Linked DNA regions of Homo sapiens: region 2 is linked to region 1. A link is an interaction called in ENCODE POLR2A ChIA-PET data of the cell type or tissue named here. Cell type or tissue: GM12878. All regions are shown on one strand.

Region 1 (8,000 bases):
CCCTCCTTCCTTCCTTCCTTCATTTCTTCCCTCCTTCCTCCCTCCCTCTCTCCCTCCCCCTCTCTCTCTTTCTTTCTTCTCTGTCTTTGCCGGAGTGCAGTGGTGTGACCTCGGCTCACTGCAACTTCTGCCTCCCAGGTTCAAGCGATTCTCCTGCCTCAGCCTCCCAAGTACCTGGGATTACAGACACATGCCACTGCGCCCGGCTAATTTTTATATTTTTAGTAGAGACGGGGTTTCATCCTGTTAGCCAGGATGGTCTGTCTTGAACTCCTGACCTCAGGTGATCCATCTACCTCAGCCTCCCAAAGTCCTGGGATTACAGGCATGAGCCACTGTGCCCGCCCTCTAAAATCTTTTCTTAATCTATGGGTTTCTGATATTCTGCATGAATTTATATAACCATATGCCTATTTATATCTATTGTGCTGGGTACTCAGTCTACCCTTTCAATTTGAAGATGTGTGTCTCCTTTCCTCTCTGGGAAATTCTCTTGATTTAATTTTTTTCTCCCCTTAATTGTTACTGTATTTTCTGAAGTTCCCAAGTAGTCAGATATGATCATTTTCCATCTCTTTGTCTTTTCTGCTCTATGAACTAGGATATTTCCCTACTGTCATCTTTAAAATACTTACAATGCATTACTTTTTAGCAAAATTCTTTTCAGTTTCCAAGAATTATATTTTTGTTGCCCAGGTGTGGTGGCTCATGCCTAATCCCAGCACTTTGGGAGGCTGAGGCGGGTGGATCCCTTGAGGTCAGGAGTTCGAGACCAGCCTGGCCAACATGGTGAAACCCTGTCCCTACTAAAAACACAAAAATTAACCGAGTGTGGTGGCATGTGCCTGTAATTACAACTACTTGGGAGGCTGGGGCAGGAGAATTGCTTGAACCTGGGAGGTGGAGGTTGCAGTGAGCCGAGGTCATGCCACTGCACTCTAGCCTGGGAGACAGAGAGACTCTGTCTCAAAACAACAACAACAACAACTATATATATATATATATATATATATATATATATATATATATATATATATATATATATTTGTTCTCTTTTAAATTTTTTAAAATTGTGGTAAAATATACGTAATAAAAAATATACCATTTTAACCATTTTTAAGTGTACAGTTCAGTAGTGTTAAGTGCATTTACATTGTCTTACAACTCATCTCCAGAACTCTTTTTGTTTTGTGAAACTAATGCTCTATACCCATGAAACAACAACTCCTCATTCCCCTTCCACCCAGCCTCTGGCAACCACTTTTCTACTCTCTGTGTCTATATGCATTTGGCTAATATAGGTATCTCATAAGAGTGGAATCACACAGCATTTTTCTTCTCGTGACTAGCTAATTTCACTTAGCTTAATGTTCTCAAGGTTCATCCATGTTGTAGCATGTGTCAGAATTTAATTTCTTTCTAAGGCTGAACAATATTGTATTTGAGAATAAGATATTATATATTAATAAATAATATTATATAGGATGGCTTCTTTGTATTTAGATAACTTTCTTTTTCTTACAGTATATAATATTTATTCTTAGATACAATATATTAAATACAATATATTACATTGTAATCTTAGAAAGAATACAATATAATACAATAATATTGTCGTCTTTCTTTTTTCTTTTTTTGAGACAGAGTCTTGCTTGGTTGCCCATGCAGTGGCGCAATCTCGGTTCACTGCAACGTTTCTCCCATGACTAAGCTCTGGGCTGTTGGAATGGGTGAGGGGTGCACTGCAGGGAAGGGGCAGCCTCCATATGCAGCCACCTATCCCCTCCCCCTCTGGCATGCTTGGATGGGAATGGAGGTTTTGAGTTGTATTGACCTAGGAGGAACAATGGTGCTGTCTCCTTCCTTGGGGCTTTGGAGAAGATCTGTTCATTTATTCTTCCTTCCTTTCATTCATTCTTAGCCAGGTACTGTGCTAGGCACTCAGGATAAATAGACAAAAGAGCTACAGTTCCTGACTCTAAACAGCCGACAGTCTACCGCTTGTGACTAACAGGTGCAGAAAGATCATATCATGGGATAAGGGTCATGATGGTGCATGAGGGAGGCATTGTAGTGCAGTGGCTGAAAGCTCAAGCTTGGACCCAGCAGACCCGGGTCTGCATCCTGACTCCACTGTGTGTTATCTGTGCAGCTTTGTCTATTATTTCATGTTGCTAATCTTCACTTTCCTCTTTCAAAGTGTCATTATGAGGATTAAATGAAAGAATGCGGCCGGGCCTGGGTGGCTCAAGCCTGTAATCCCAGCACCTTGGGAGGCCAAGGCAGGTGGATCACTTGAGGTCCAGGGTTCGAGACCAGCCTGGCCAACATGGTGAAACCTCGTCTCTCCTAAAAATACAAAAATGAGCCGGGTGTGGTGGTGAGCATTTGTCATCCCAGCTACTTGGGTGGCTAAGGCATGAGAATCGCCTCAGCCGGGAGGCAGGGGCTTCAGTGAGCCGAGATTGCTCTATTGCACTCCAGCCTGGGCGACAGAGCAAGACCCTGTCTCAAAAAAAAAAAAAAAAAGAAAAAAGAAAAAAAAAAGAAAGAAAGAAAGAATGCATGGTAAGTGCTAAGCCCAGTGCCTGGTATATACTGAGTGCTCAATATGGGAGCTGTCATTGTGAATAACATGAGCGTGCCAGAAGTCTGGAGGAGAGGATGACCGCTTGCTCTGCCTGGAGGTGAGGAGGAAGGTGGGACTCGGGGAGGGCTTCACCCAGGAAGTGGCCACTAGGCACAAACGTTTCCTTCCCTAGAAAAGTCCCCCAGTGATAACTTCTCCTGTCCCAGCATCCCAAGGAGCCACCTTTTTGACCATTGAGAAGCAGCCTCTAATAAGAGAGAGCCTCTGTAAGGCCGCCCAGGCCCTGCCCATGATGCCAGACTTCTGCTGCCATGTCGTTTGCCTTCTCCATTGGGTGCTTTCCGGGAGATACAAGGATGCATGATGAACAAGTGAACCTTTATTGTGACACCAATGTGTCGCATGATGTCATCGACTCTTTTGCATGTATTATCTACTTAATCTTATCCAATACTCCCCTGGAGGAGGCTATAATTCTTCCCATTTTATAGATGATGAAAGTGAGAGTCTGGGACATTAAGTTCATCACCAGGATCCTGCAGACGGCAGACAGAACCAAGATTCAGTCCCTAGTGGTCTGGCCCCACGTTGATACGCTTTCCGCCATCCTGCAGCTGCCTTCTGCTTATAGAATCATCAGCCGAGAACTGTGGCTCAGGAAGGGACTGTGGAGGTTTGTTTGGTGCTTTTAGCTCCATAGTTGGAAAAACTCTCTGGCACACTGAACTTTCTTGACGCTAAGTTCCAACCTATCCTGCCACTCAGTCAGGATCAGGAGGAGGAGACGCCAAGGGGGTCTGCCTCTCCAGAAGTGTACAGAAAGTGCTCAGTGACATCGCCATATCTGCCCCAACACCCTCATTCCTGGGACATACAATAGCCACTCTTACCTGGAACCTGTGGCATTAAGACCACCCCCATGGAGCCGGTCGCGGTGACTCATGCCTGTAATCCCAGCACTTTGGGAGGCTGAGGTGGGCAGATCACCTGAGGTCAGGAGTTCAAGACCAGCCTGGCCATCATGGTGAAACCCCGTCTCTACTAAAAATACAAAAAATTAGCGAGGCATAGTGGTGGGCACCTGTAATTCCAGCTACTCGGGAGGCTGAGGCAGGAGAATTGCTTGAGCCTGGGAGGTGGAGGTTGCAGTGAGCTGAGATCGTGCCATTGCACTCCAGCCTGGGTGACAGAGCGAGACTCGATCTCAAAAAAAAAAAAAAGGAAAAAGAAAAAAGACAGAGAGAAAGAGAAAGAGACTATCCGACTATCCCCATGGGCTAGGACTCCGGGAGTTTGTGGTCCTTCTTGGTTTTTGTTTTTGTTTTTTTGAGATTGAGTCTCTGTTGCTCAGGCTGGTGTGCAGTGGAGTGATCACAGCTCACTGCAGCCTCGACATCTTAGGCTCAAGTGATCCTCCCACCTCAGCCTCCCAAGTAGCTGGGACTTCAGCGTGTGGTCCTTCTAATGGTCATCAGCGCGGTAGTGCTCTCCTGTAGCACAGAGAACAGCAGCTGCAGGCTGTGGGAGAAGCTGCGTCTAGGCAGGCTCCTTCACTGAGTGCCAGGCTCTTTGCAGCTCGCTGCCTCCTCCTTGTGGACATTTGTCTCCAGCAGGGTCTCAGAACTTGGTGACTGTGTCATCAGAGAATTGACAAGCTCAACAGCCCCAGGGAGGAGGAAATTCTATTGCCCAGTCTTCAGGGAGGGCCAGTCGAATTATAAAAAGCCAGCAAAATTTACCTGGACTTCTCTCAGCCACTCTTTCTGCTCTATTTCCTCTCTCTCATGTGGCATAGCCCTTTTTCCATGTGAGAAATATACTTTTAGGAGAGAAGATATGTCATTTGCATCATACTGTGATTTTAAATGCACATGTCACCTTTGCAGAAGCATTTGCTCTTCAGGTTTTCTCCTGGACTGTGGGTGTTACAGGTGTTTTTCTTCCATAGCAGCGGCTGGTGTGTGCGCATGCACACATGTGTGCTCTCTGTGTGGGAGGCATCATAGTTTTGAGAGCGTTTGCTGAAGTCACACTTCACTTGGCCATGGAATCCCCTCTTAAACAACCTGCCCTGCTCGCAGTGATCAGTGGGTTCAAGTTCACGTATTCTCTCTGGGCTCTTTTGTGCTGTCGTTCGTGATTGTTTTCCTCAAGGCACATAGCTGAGGATCAAAACTAGGAAGAAAATTCAATCCCTCCTTCCAAGAGCTGATAATGCATCATGCCAAATCATTTCTTCATCGGTTAACCTAGCTTTTCTTTAAATTGGACCTCAGGGTGCTCAGAATTGGGTCAATCATCATAATGGAATTCTGAGACACTCATCATTCACCCGTGGACAGTCCACTTTCATTCATTGGTTTATTCCAATGTAATAAGGCTCTGTAAACCCAAAGCAAAAGCTAGGGCCTTGGCAATAACCTACATTTAACCATATACTCATCCCACTTCACTCCCCAAATTGAGAATCATCCTGATTCCTCTGTCCATCAATCCTTTGCTTTCATTTTTAGGTAGTTTTATTGCATCTATATGCATTCCTAAAGATGCATTTAAAAAATGTTAGTTTTTTTTTTTTCTTTTTGAGATGGAGTCTCACTTTGCTGTCCAGGCTGGAGTGCAGTGGTACAATCTCAGCTCACTGCAACCTCTGCCACCCAGGTTCAAGCGATGCTCCTGCCTCAGCCTCCTGAGAAGCTGGAACTACAGGCATGTGCCACCATGCCTGGCTAATTTTTATGTTTTTAGTAGAGATGAGGTTTCACCATATTGGCCATGCTGGTCTTGAACTCCTGACCTCAGGTGATCCACCTGCCTTGGCCTCCCAAAGTGCTAGGATTACAGGCATGAGCCACTACACCGGGCCTTTTCTTTCTTTTTGTAGAGATGGGGTCTTGCTATGTTGTCCAGGATGGTCTCGAACCCCTGGGCTCAAGCAATCCTCCTGCCTCTGCCTCCCTAAATGCTGGGATTACAGGTGTGAGCCAATGTGCCTGGCTGGTTGCTTTTTTGATTTAAGATTACGTTGCTTAGATTCTTCTGTATTGTGGCATGTCTGTTGTTTTGGCTGCTGCATAACGTTCTGCTGAGTGAATAGCCCACATTTCTTTCATCTATTCTTCCACTGAAGGGCATGTGTGCTGTGCCTGGTTTTTATCTGCTGTGACCAGCACTGCAGGGAACTTTCACATACATGTCTCCTGTTGTCTGTGTGCAAGAGTTTCTCTTCATCTTCCCATGTGAGAAGCGGTAGTTAATTTATTTATTTAGAGACAGAGTCTCGCTCCGTCGCCCAGGCTGGAGTGCAGTGGCGTGATCTCAGCTCATTGCAACAACCACCACCTCCTGGGTTCAAGCAATCCTCCCACCTCAGCCTCCCAAGTAGCTGGGACTACAGGTGTGCACCACCACACCCAGCCAATTTTTTTTTTTTGTATTTTTAGTAGAGTCGGGGTTTTGCCACTTTGCCCAGGCTCGTCTCAAACTGCCGAGCTCAGGCAATTCGCTCGCCTCTGCCTCCCATAGTGCTAGGATTACAGGTGTGAGCCACCGCATCCGGCCAGAAGCATTTATTTAAGGTCAGCTGCATGTGTTGCCTATGCTGAGGTCACATATGGTTGGGTCGTGAGGCTGCGGGGCTCTGCAGGAAAGCCGTGTGACTTATGGAGAGGAAACTGGGATTTTGGCTCAGACAAATGTGTTTCAAGGTCTACCTGAGCCACTTGTAAGTTATTTGACTTGGACCACTTTCTTGACTTCTTTGAGTTGCAGTTTTCATATTTTAAAAATGGAGGCCAGTGCGGCGGCTCACGCCTGTAATCCCAACACTTTGGGAGGCCAAGACAGGCAGATCACTTGAGGCCAGGAGTTCGAGACCAGCCTGGCCACCATGGTGAAACCCTGTCTCTACTAAAAATACAAAAATTAGCCAGGCATGGTGGCAGGCACCTGTAGTCCCAGCTACTCAGGAGGCTGAGGTAGGAGAATCGCTTGAGCCCGGGAGGTGAAGGTTGTAGTGAGCTGAGATTGCACCACTGCACCCCAGCCTGGTAGACAGAGTGAGACTTTGTCGAAAAAAAAAAAAAAAGGAATAATGTATAAGAAATGAGGAGAGGTCAAAGCACGGCTGGGAGGAGGTGCTGCAGCCCAGGAGCAGGACTGCACGGCAGGTGATCATGCTCACTTTGAAGTCAGCACACCAGGCCCACATGCACCAGAGCACTTCACTTACTAGCTTATGACCTGAGGCACACACTTAACGTTTGGAGTCTGTTTCCCTGTGGTTGGGGGTAATTGCACTGAGCCCTGAGGGATTTTGGGTGGATTTGATGAGATCATCCATCCATCCTTGTCCCGGTGCCTGGGATACTCAGTCAATGTGAGCTGCTGTTGCAGACCTGGGACTAGTGTGAGCACTGTACAAAGGCTGAGTGTCACCAGGGTGGGACACTGCAGAGGAGATTCAATATCAGATTCAGCATATTAATATTAATTGAACATAATAATGAATATACTACTATTTTCCTTTACAGACTTCAAATATCAGGGATCAAAAATACAGATTTCCCCAAACTTTCTTTTTTTCTTTGAGACAGAGTCTCGCTCTGTCGCCCAGGCTGGAGTGCAGTGGCATGATCTTAGCTCACTGCAACCTCCACCTCCCAGGTTCAAGTCATCCTCCTGCCTCAGCCTCCCGAGTAGTTGGGACTACAGGCACCTGCCACCACACCCAGCTAAGTTTTTGTATTTTTAGTAGAGATGGGGTTTCACCATGTTGGCCAGGATGGTCTCCATCTCTTGACCTCGTGATCCACCCGCCTCAGCCTCCCAAAGTGCTGGGATTACAGGTGTGAGCCACTGAGCCGAGCCCAGACTTTCTTATTCAGAGTATCCTGGGGTGAGGCTTGGGGGTTTGCATTATTATAAGGTTCTAAGGGTGACTCTGACATGAAGACAAGTTCAGGAACTCCTGAACTGATGGCATCAATCAACGTGCCCTGGAAAACCATTCAGAAAGGGCTTTAGTTTCCCAAATGAGATGAAGAAGAACTTTAGTTGCGCAGGAGGAGAGCACTGGACAGAATTAAGAAGAGAGTCTAGACTTATTAGGGGAGGAGGAAGGACATGACCTAGACCGCCACATTGCACGTTCATGTAGAAGATGGTGTTAATGACCCCAGTGTCACCTCCAGAGCACAGCATGGTGCCATCTGCCATGGGGTCTCCTAAAACTGTGCAACATATTCCAGTGCTACCACCAGGAATAACATCTATTTATATTGTTTACAGTGTTTCCCTCTAGAGCCAGACGACTTAGGTTTGAATCTAGATTCATCCCTTACTGGCTCTGTCACTGCAACTTCTCTGTGTCAATTACCTCATCCGTAAAATAGAGATAATAATAATGTAT
Region 2 (8,000 bases), 590 kb before region 1:
CATTTAGGTTTTAGGTCAGGTGCGAGTTGACGAGGTTTTAAGTTCTTGAGAACACAGGCTAAGGGAGAAGGAGGAATGGAGGCTGGAAGGTTGCCCATAGTAAAGGAGGCAAGCCCAGAGAAAAGAGAGAGTAGAGACACGGAGGGAAGGGGTTCGAGGGTTCTTACCCTCCAGAAAAGCAGGAAAGGGGTCAGGGTGTGGAAATAAGGGATTGGGGCACACAGATAAGAGGTCGGGGTGCGGAAATAAGGGATTGGGGGTTCTTGCCCCCTAGAAAAGCGGGACTTACCGCTAAGGGTGAAGGAGAAGGGGTTGAGGGGTACTTGCCCCTCCCCCAGAAATGCAGAGAAGGGGTAGAGACACGGAGAGAAGGGGTTGTGGTACTTGCCCCTCCCCCAGAAAAGCAGGACTTGCCGCTAAGGGTGAAGGACCAAGGCAGGCGTCCCTGAGTGGTCTGACACCTTTGAAACGTGAGTGAATAATCAGAGAGGTGTCCCTGCAATGATTAAACACCAAGGAAAGGCTGCCTTCCCAGTCTGTGACCAGCGCCAGAGTTTTGGGTCCACGGATAAAACGTGTCTCGTTTGTCTCTACCAGAAAATGAAAGGAATTGAAATTAAGAGAAGGGAGAGATTGAAGAGTGGAAAGGAGAAAGTGGTTGAGGGATAGTGAGAGAGGTTGGAGAAGAGAGTAAGAAGAGGCCGCCTACCTGATTTAAAATTGGTGAGATGTTCCTTGGGCTGGTGGGTCTGAGGACCTGAGGTCGTAGGTGGATCTTTTTCACGGAGCAAAGAACAGGAGGACAGGGGATTGATCTCCCAAGGGAGGTCCCGCGATCCGAGTCATGGCACCAAATTTCATGCGCGTCCATGTGAAGAGACCACCAAACAGGCTTTGTGTGAGCAACATGGCTGTTTATTTCACCTGGATGCAGGCGGGCTGAGTCCGAAAAGAGAGTCAGCAAATGGTGTGGTGGATTATCATTAGTTCTTATAGGTTTTGGGATAGGCGGTGAAGTTAAGAGCAATGTTTTGCGGGCAGGGATGGATCTCACAAAGTACATTCTCAAGGGTGGGGAGAATTACGAAGAACCTTCTTAAGGGTGGGGGAGATTACAAAGTACATTGATCAGTTAGGGTGGGGCAGAAACAAATCACAATGCTGGAATGTCATCAGGTAAGGCTATTTTTACATCTTTTGTGGATCTTCAGTTACTTCAGGCCATCTGGATGTATACGTGCAAGTCATAGGGGATGCCATGGCTTGGCTTGGGCTCAGAGGCCTGACAATAGGGACTTTACATAGGATTAGGATGGATTAGAACAGAAGTTCTAGAAGCAGGTGAGAAGGAGTGGAGGGTAGGGATAAGGAAGGAAGGGATTTAAGAAGACATTGAGAAGGAAAGGACCACAAGACTGAGAGGAATGGATGAGGAGAGAGGGAAGAAGGAGTCAAAAAAGAGGTGGGGGAATAGGGGACTTTTGGAAGGTGCAGCATTTATAGGAATAGTGACTTAATAGACCACATGCAGTGGCTCATTCCTGTGGTCCCAGCTACTCAGGAGGCTGAGGTGGGAGCATCGCCTGAGCCCAGGAGTTGGAGGCTACAGTGAGCCATGATCGCCTACTGCAGCCCGGGGCAATAGAGTGAGACCCCCATCTCTAAAAAAAGAACAAGCACACGCCTGTGGGTGGTCCCAGCTACTCAGGAGGTTGAGGTGGGAGGATCACTTGAGCCTGGGAGGCAGAGACTGCAGTGAGCTGTAAGAGCCACTGCACTCCAACCTGGGTGACAGAGTGAGACCCCGTCTCAAACAACAAAAAAGAAAAAAAAAAACGAAAGACGCCAGGCACTGGGACTCACACCTGTAATCCTAGCACCTTGGGAGTTAAAGGCAGGCAGATTGCTTGAGCCTAGGAGTTCAAGACCAGCCTGAGCAACATGGCAAAATTCTGTCTCTACCAAAAGTACAAAAAATTAGCTAGGTGTGATGTGAGTGTCTGTGGTCCCAGCTAGGCTGAGGTAGAAGAATCATCTGAGCCTGGGAAGTTGAGGCTACAGTGAAGCCATGATCGCACCACTGCACTCTTGCCTGAGTGACAGAGTGAGACCCTGTCTCAAAAAAGAAAAAAAAAGGAAGAAGAAAAAGAAATGGGGAAGTCAGGAAAAAGAAGTGATGCTTTTTTTTTTTTTTTTTTTTTTGAGAAGGAGTCTCACTCTAGTCGCCCAGGCTAGAGTGCAGTGGCACAATCTCAGCTCATTGCAACCTCTGCCGCCTGGGTTAAAGCGATTCTCCTGCCTCAGCCTCCCAAGTAGCTGGGATTACAGGCGCCTGCCACTTCGCCTGGCTAATTTTTGTAGTTTTAGTAGAGACAGGGTTTCACTATCTTAGCCAGGCTGGTCTTGAACTCCTGACCTCGCGATCCACCCACCTCAGCCTCTCAAAATGCTGGGATTGCGGGTGTGAGCCACCGTGCCTGGGCCATACATTTGTTTTTACACTCATTTCTGTACCAAATTAGCCCAATTATCTACTGTCTTGTTTTTTGAACTGATTTTTTTTTTTTTTCATGTATTGAACCAGGAGAGCACAGCCTCCTTGAGGGTAAAATCTGTGTCTGGAACTTTTTCTGTAGTCCCTCCAGGGTCTGGCATGCTGACATGCTGTTTACTTCATTGTCTGCGGGTGCTTAACAAAGACTTGGTGATTGACTAAGTTTGTGTTTCCATTCAGGACCCTAGTGAAGGTTGACCTTTATTCCCTTTCCAGCCCATGTTCTTGCTTCTGCTTGTTTGTAAGTCATTTGTTACGTAGATTTTTCTTTTTGGAGATGGAGCCTCACTCTGTGGCCCAGGCTGGAGTGCAATGGCCTGATCTCAGCTCACTGCAGCCTCTGCCTCCTGGGTTCAAGTGGTTCTCCTGCCTTAGCCTCCTGAGTAGCTGGGATCACAGGTGCGCGGAACCATGCCCAGCTAATTTTGTGTTTTTAGTAGAGATGGGGTTTCACCATGTTGGTCAGGCTGGTCTCGAACTCCTAACCTCACGCAGGTGATCCGCCTGCCTCGGCCTCCCAAAGTGCTGGGATTACAGGCGTGAGCCACCGTGCCCAGACCATATGTATATAATTTTTTTTTTTTTTTTTTTTGGAGATGGAGTCTCACTCTGTTGCCCAGGCTGGAGTGCAGTGGTACAATCATGGCTCACTGCAACCTCTGCCTCCTGGGTTCAAGCAGTTCTCCAGCCTCAGCCTTCAAGTAGCTGAGATTACAGGTGTGTGCTACCGTGCCTAGCTAATTTTAGTATTTTTAGTAGAGACAGGATTTCACCATGTTGAACAGGCTGGTCTTGAACTCCTGACCTCAAATGATCCACCTGCCTTGGCCTCCCAAAGTGCTGAGATTACGGGCGTGAGCCACCGCATCCAGCCTGCTATGTAGATCTTGTTTTCTCTGGAATGTTTGAGCCGTGCTGGAATGGGGTACCCAATGCTGCTGTTTCCATCCCCACATGACGTTTTAAGTCCCACGAGAGTAGGCTAGCGATGGAGTGAAGCTGAAAAATGAAAGCAGGAAATCCAGAGACACAGAAACAGATGAGGCTTTCAACAGAGACTCGAAAATAGACAGAAACCATGAGTCAGAGCAGAGCCCGGAGGGGCGGTTCGGGAAGGCAAGGTCTATAGGGGAAGCTCGGGTGTCACCTCTATGCCAGGTGAAGGAAATGTTGAGTGGGTGGGAGGCTGTGTGCATCTGCTGGGGAGGCAGTAGGCAGATGGAAAGATCAAGTCACCCAGAATTATCCCCAGAGGTTCCTTCCCGTTCCTGTGGGCGGGTGAGCTCTGCTTTCTGAGCTGCCCAGAGAGCTGGAGGAGATAGACATGGAACTGACCATTGCAGAAACTAGGGCTTTTTGTGCCCGTGAGTAGGCAAAGAGCTCCCTGTGGATTTGCCATAAAAAGGTCTATCAAGGTGGAAGAAAGTGAGATTCTAGAGAAATTAATACAAGTGAAAAGTGGGCAGGAGTGTTCTTGGAAGTAGAAATGCTGTTGGAAGTCTAATAGACTTGGGAAGAAGATAACGTATGGTGAATACCAGTTGCTTCGGGGGTTGGGGGGATCCACATTTTACTCTGTACTCAGAAGATGCTTTTCCCCGTGCAAAAAGTGAAAGTGAGTGGGCCAGTTTTTCTTCTGTCACAAGGTGTATGACTGTTCCCAAAATAATAGCCCTGGGGGATGGGGATTGCTTCTCAGACCATTCAATTTTTGTACCCTGTAGACTTTTGGTGTTATGTGAGAACTTTAAGCACCTGATAGGAATTAGTAACAGAGCTACGCTAATGCCTGAGGAAATTTCAGACAATTGGTGGGAGAGACTTGGCATTTGGAATGTGATAGCTGGTAGGCTACCATACAGTAATGCAGGATTGCCAGACATTTCTTTCCAAATGGCTACCCTTGATTACATTTAACTCCCCTCCTTTCAAGCTCCAGATTTTGAAGGACCTGTTAATTCTCTTTCAAGATTGAAGACAGACACCTTCTTTTTCTTCTAAAGAGGAACCTAGGCGGGGTGCGGTGGCTCCCGCCTGTAATCCCAGCACTTTGGGAGGCCAGGGCTGGTCTTGACCTCCTTACCTGAGGTCAGGAGGCCTGGCCACCATGGCGAAACCCCATCTCTACTAAAAATACAAAAAGTAGCCAGGCATAGTGGCGCATGCCTATAATCCCAGCTACTCGGGAGGCTGAGGCAGGAGAATAGCTCGAACCTGGGAGGTGGAGGTTGCAGTGAGCCTAGATCGCGCCACTGCACTCCAGCCTGGGTGACACAGCGAGACTCAATCTCAAAATAAATAAATAAATAAATATGAACCTAAACCATCAGAATCTTCCCCTTGCAGCCACAACAGAAACACTGCCGGGGAGGCCGAGCCCCGACCTGGGAAGCAGGGTGATACACTGGGTGCCACGGGCCTTCCCTCTGCCTGGCAGCTGTCGCTACTCAGATCCCTGCAGCCCTGTTGCCAGTGAAGGAGCTGGAGTCTCTGTTATGATGTGTTCATCCAGCTGGTGAGTTTTTTTTTTTTTGTTTTGTTTTTTTTGTTTTTGTTTTTGTTTTTTTTTTAGACAGAGTTTTCACTTGTTGCCCAGGCTGGAGTGCAATGGCACGATCTCGGCTCAAGGCAACCTCTGCCTCCCAGGTTCAAGCGATTTTCCTGCCTCAGCCTCCTGAGTAGCTGGGACTACAGGCATGTGCCACCATGCCCAGCTAATTCTGTATTTTTAGTAGTGATGGGGTTTCTCCATGTTGGTCAGGCTGGTCTTGAACTCCTGACCTCAGGTGATCCGCCTGCCTCGGCCTCCCAAAGTGTTGGGATTACAGGCGTGAGCCACTGCACCCGGCCCAGCTGGTGATTTTTTTTTTTTTTTTTTTTTTTTTTGAGACGGAGTCTCGCTGTCGCCCAGGCTGGAATGCAGTGGTGCGATCTCAGCTCACTGCAGACTCCACCCCCCGGGTTCGCGCCATTCTCCTGCCTCAGCCTACCGAGTAGCTGGGACTACAGGCGCCCGCCACCTTGCCCAGCTAACTTTTTGTATTTTTAGTAGAGAGGGGGTTTCACCGTGTTAACCAGGATGGTCTCGATCTCCTGACCTCGTGATCCGCCCGCCTCGGCCTCCCAAAGTGCTGGGATTACAGGCGTGAGCCACCACGCCCGGCCCCGTAGCTGGTGATTTTTAAAGTTAACAAAATACAATTATGAGAAATCAGAATTCAGAAAGTAATGACAGAGAGGGCCTTGTCGGGAGGGGCTCTGACACCCTGCTTTGGGCCCTCATAGAGATCTGGGGAGGGAGCAGGAGTGTTTTAAGGGGTGTGCGTCTTCAGCCTTCCATTTGTCTTCAGAACCCAAAGCCCTAAATTTAGCAAACAGCTGGAGAGTGCTTTCTGAAGAGGGAGGCTCTGGACCTGAATCAGAGATGGGAACCCATGTAACCACCCTCAGCTGGGCTCTTCAGTGTAATCACAGGTTTGGGAAGGTAACTGAGGAGAGCCCATGCCAAATATCAGAACTTTGCATTTGGTGCCTGGATTTTAAATCCCAGGGGCCCTCTGAGAACTCTAGTACTTGTGTTTGTGCTTGACCATGGAAGGCCATTAGAGCCTGGGGGTGCTAGATACTCAAGCTGCAATCCCAGGCAAGTTGCACGGTGACCAGGGCTTAGTAGGGGCTAAGTAAATGTTGTTGGCTTGACAATGATGAGCATTATGTGCAATTTCAAAAACACTTAAAGCATTATGGAAGGCTAGGTCTGGAAAAACCTTTTGACAGGTATGTGGAAAATATTCGCTGGGCGCGGTGACTCACGCCTGTAATCCCAGCACTTTGGGAGGCCAAGGCGGGCCGATCACCTGAGGTCGGGAGTTTGAGACCAGCCTGACCAACATGGAGAAACCCCGTCTCTACCAAAAATACAAAATTAGTTGGGCATGGTGGTATGCACCTGTAGTCCCAGCTACTTGGGAGGCTGAGGCAGGAGAATCACTTGAACCCGGGAGGCAGAGGCTGCAATGAGCCGAGATCGTGCCACTGTACTACAGCCTGGGCAACAAGAGCGAGACTCCATGTCAAAAAAAAAAAAAAAATTTGTGGTTACAAATATGTATTTTTTTATCTAGTTCAGTCTGATTTCAGTTTCCCCAAAAACCCTTCTTGACCATCTCCACTTGCTTAACACTGAGCTCATTTTTATATAGCTGGAGTTCCCTTTATTATCTTTACATGTTTCATGTAGGCATTTTTTTGGGAATATTTTAATTATTTGTGTTTGTCCTTTTGACCTTGATTCCACTCTAAGCTTCATGAGACAGAATTTGTTTTCTCTTTTATTTGTGACTTTCAAAATACTGGACAGAAAGCAGTATTTGTATTTGCTCTCCGACTGAATTTTTTTTTTTTCTGTCTCCTTGCTACTGACTGTTCTACTGAGGCTTCTCTATTAGAGAGTAAAGTTGAAAGCAAACTCTTAGTGCTTAAAACTTGCGAAGAAAACCTTCCATTGCATCCTCATTGCTCTTCCTAACACTTGTCCTCTTCTTTGTTGTGTTGCAAGATAAAGCCACCAATCCTTCCAACCGCCAGGAGGACTGGGAATACATAATTGGCTTCTGTGATCAGATCAACAAGGAGCTGGAAGGGTGAGTCTCAGCACTGTGGGGGCAGCTGAGAGGGAGCGGACTGGGAAGGGGAACAACCATGGCCAAGGAGGGCCAGCCAGGTAGCCCCAGGCTTAGTGCACTGGAGTGTGTTCTGCTTGTCCCCCAGGCCACAGATCGCCGTCCGACTGCTGGCCCACAAGATCCAGTCCCCACAGGAATGGGAGGCGCTCCAGGCCCTGACGGTAGGTCCTTCACTCTCCGGAGGTGGAAACCGCAGCCCTTCACCTGCCCACGCCATTCCTCGTGTCCCCATAGCGGTTCTTAGGGCTCCTGCCAAAAGCCAACAGAAAGTCCTTGATACAGACTAGATAGATCTCGAATCTGTTCAGCCAGCTGTTCCACAAATCTGTGTGCATTGTGCCAGGCCCTGAGGCCTCAGAGGTGACTGCAGTGCCGTCCCTGCCAGCATGGCCACATGGTTAGTGTGTGAGGCAGAGGGGCTAAGGAAAGCAGCCCAGAGTCAGGGCCCTGAGCCCCATGTGGCGCAAGAGAAGGCTTGGTGAAGAGATGCTGACAGGGCTGTGTTGATAGTTCAGAGCTGGCCAGCTGAAGAAAAGAGGGGTCGGTCCAGTTCATTCTGTAGTTAAACAATGCCAGTCACTAGCGAAGGTGTCGCACTGATGGCTGAGGCCCCTAGGGCAGATCCTGGTGTCTGTTCAGACTGAGGGAATTTAAGGTGTGGAATGGTGCCTGGCCCTCAGTGCCTCCACATGCTCCGAAAACAAAGAGCAGCCGAGATCTGAGGAATCCGGGGCTCTAGCCTGACTGCATTCAGGTCCTGG

The links. Peaks named below come from ENCODE experiments on the same cell type or tissue, not always from the same donor. Only the 100,000 strongest peaks of a DNase experiment are listed, where the experiment ranks them.
Region 2: POLR2A ChIA-PET joins it to region 1 with 7 read pairs; 1 of 35 experiments calls an interaction of 5 or more read pairs at or near these places.

What each region holds. Positions count from the first base shown.
Region 1 is chr17:74,653,786-74,661,785 of GRCh38, reverse strand. No RefSeq gene overlaps it. Among named protein-coding and RNA genes, the nearest start is that of RAB37-AS1, 20 kb to the left of the region's middle. In GM12878, a CTCF peak has its summit at 4,178 (motif pointing left); a DNase peak (open chromatin) is centred at 4,175; H3K27me3 peaks cover 178 bases.
Region 2 is chr17:75,245,909-75,253,908 of GRCh38, reverse strand. GGA3 (golgi associated, gamma adaptin ear containing, ARF binding protein 3) reads left to right here. Exons shown (of 17, transcript NM_138619.4): 2 at 7,113-7,197; 3 at 7,325-7,400. Among named protein-coding and RNA genes, the nearest start is that of GGA3, 12 kb to the left of the region's middle. RefSeq lists a silencer at 2,547-2,841 and enhancers at 3,165-3,274, 3,285-3,384. In GM12878, no CTCF peak of the experiment used is centred here; a DNase peak (open chromatin) is centred at 3,608; H3K4me3 peaks cover 1,835 bases; H3K27ac peaks cover 3,324 bases.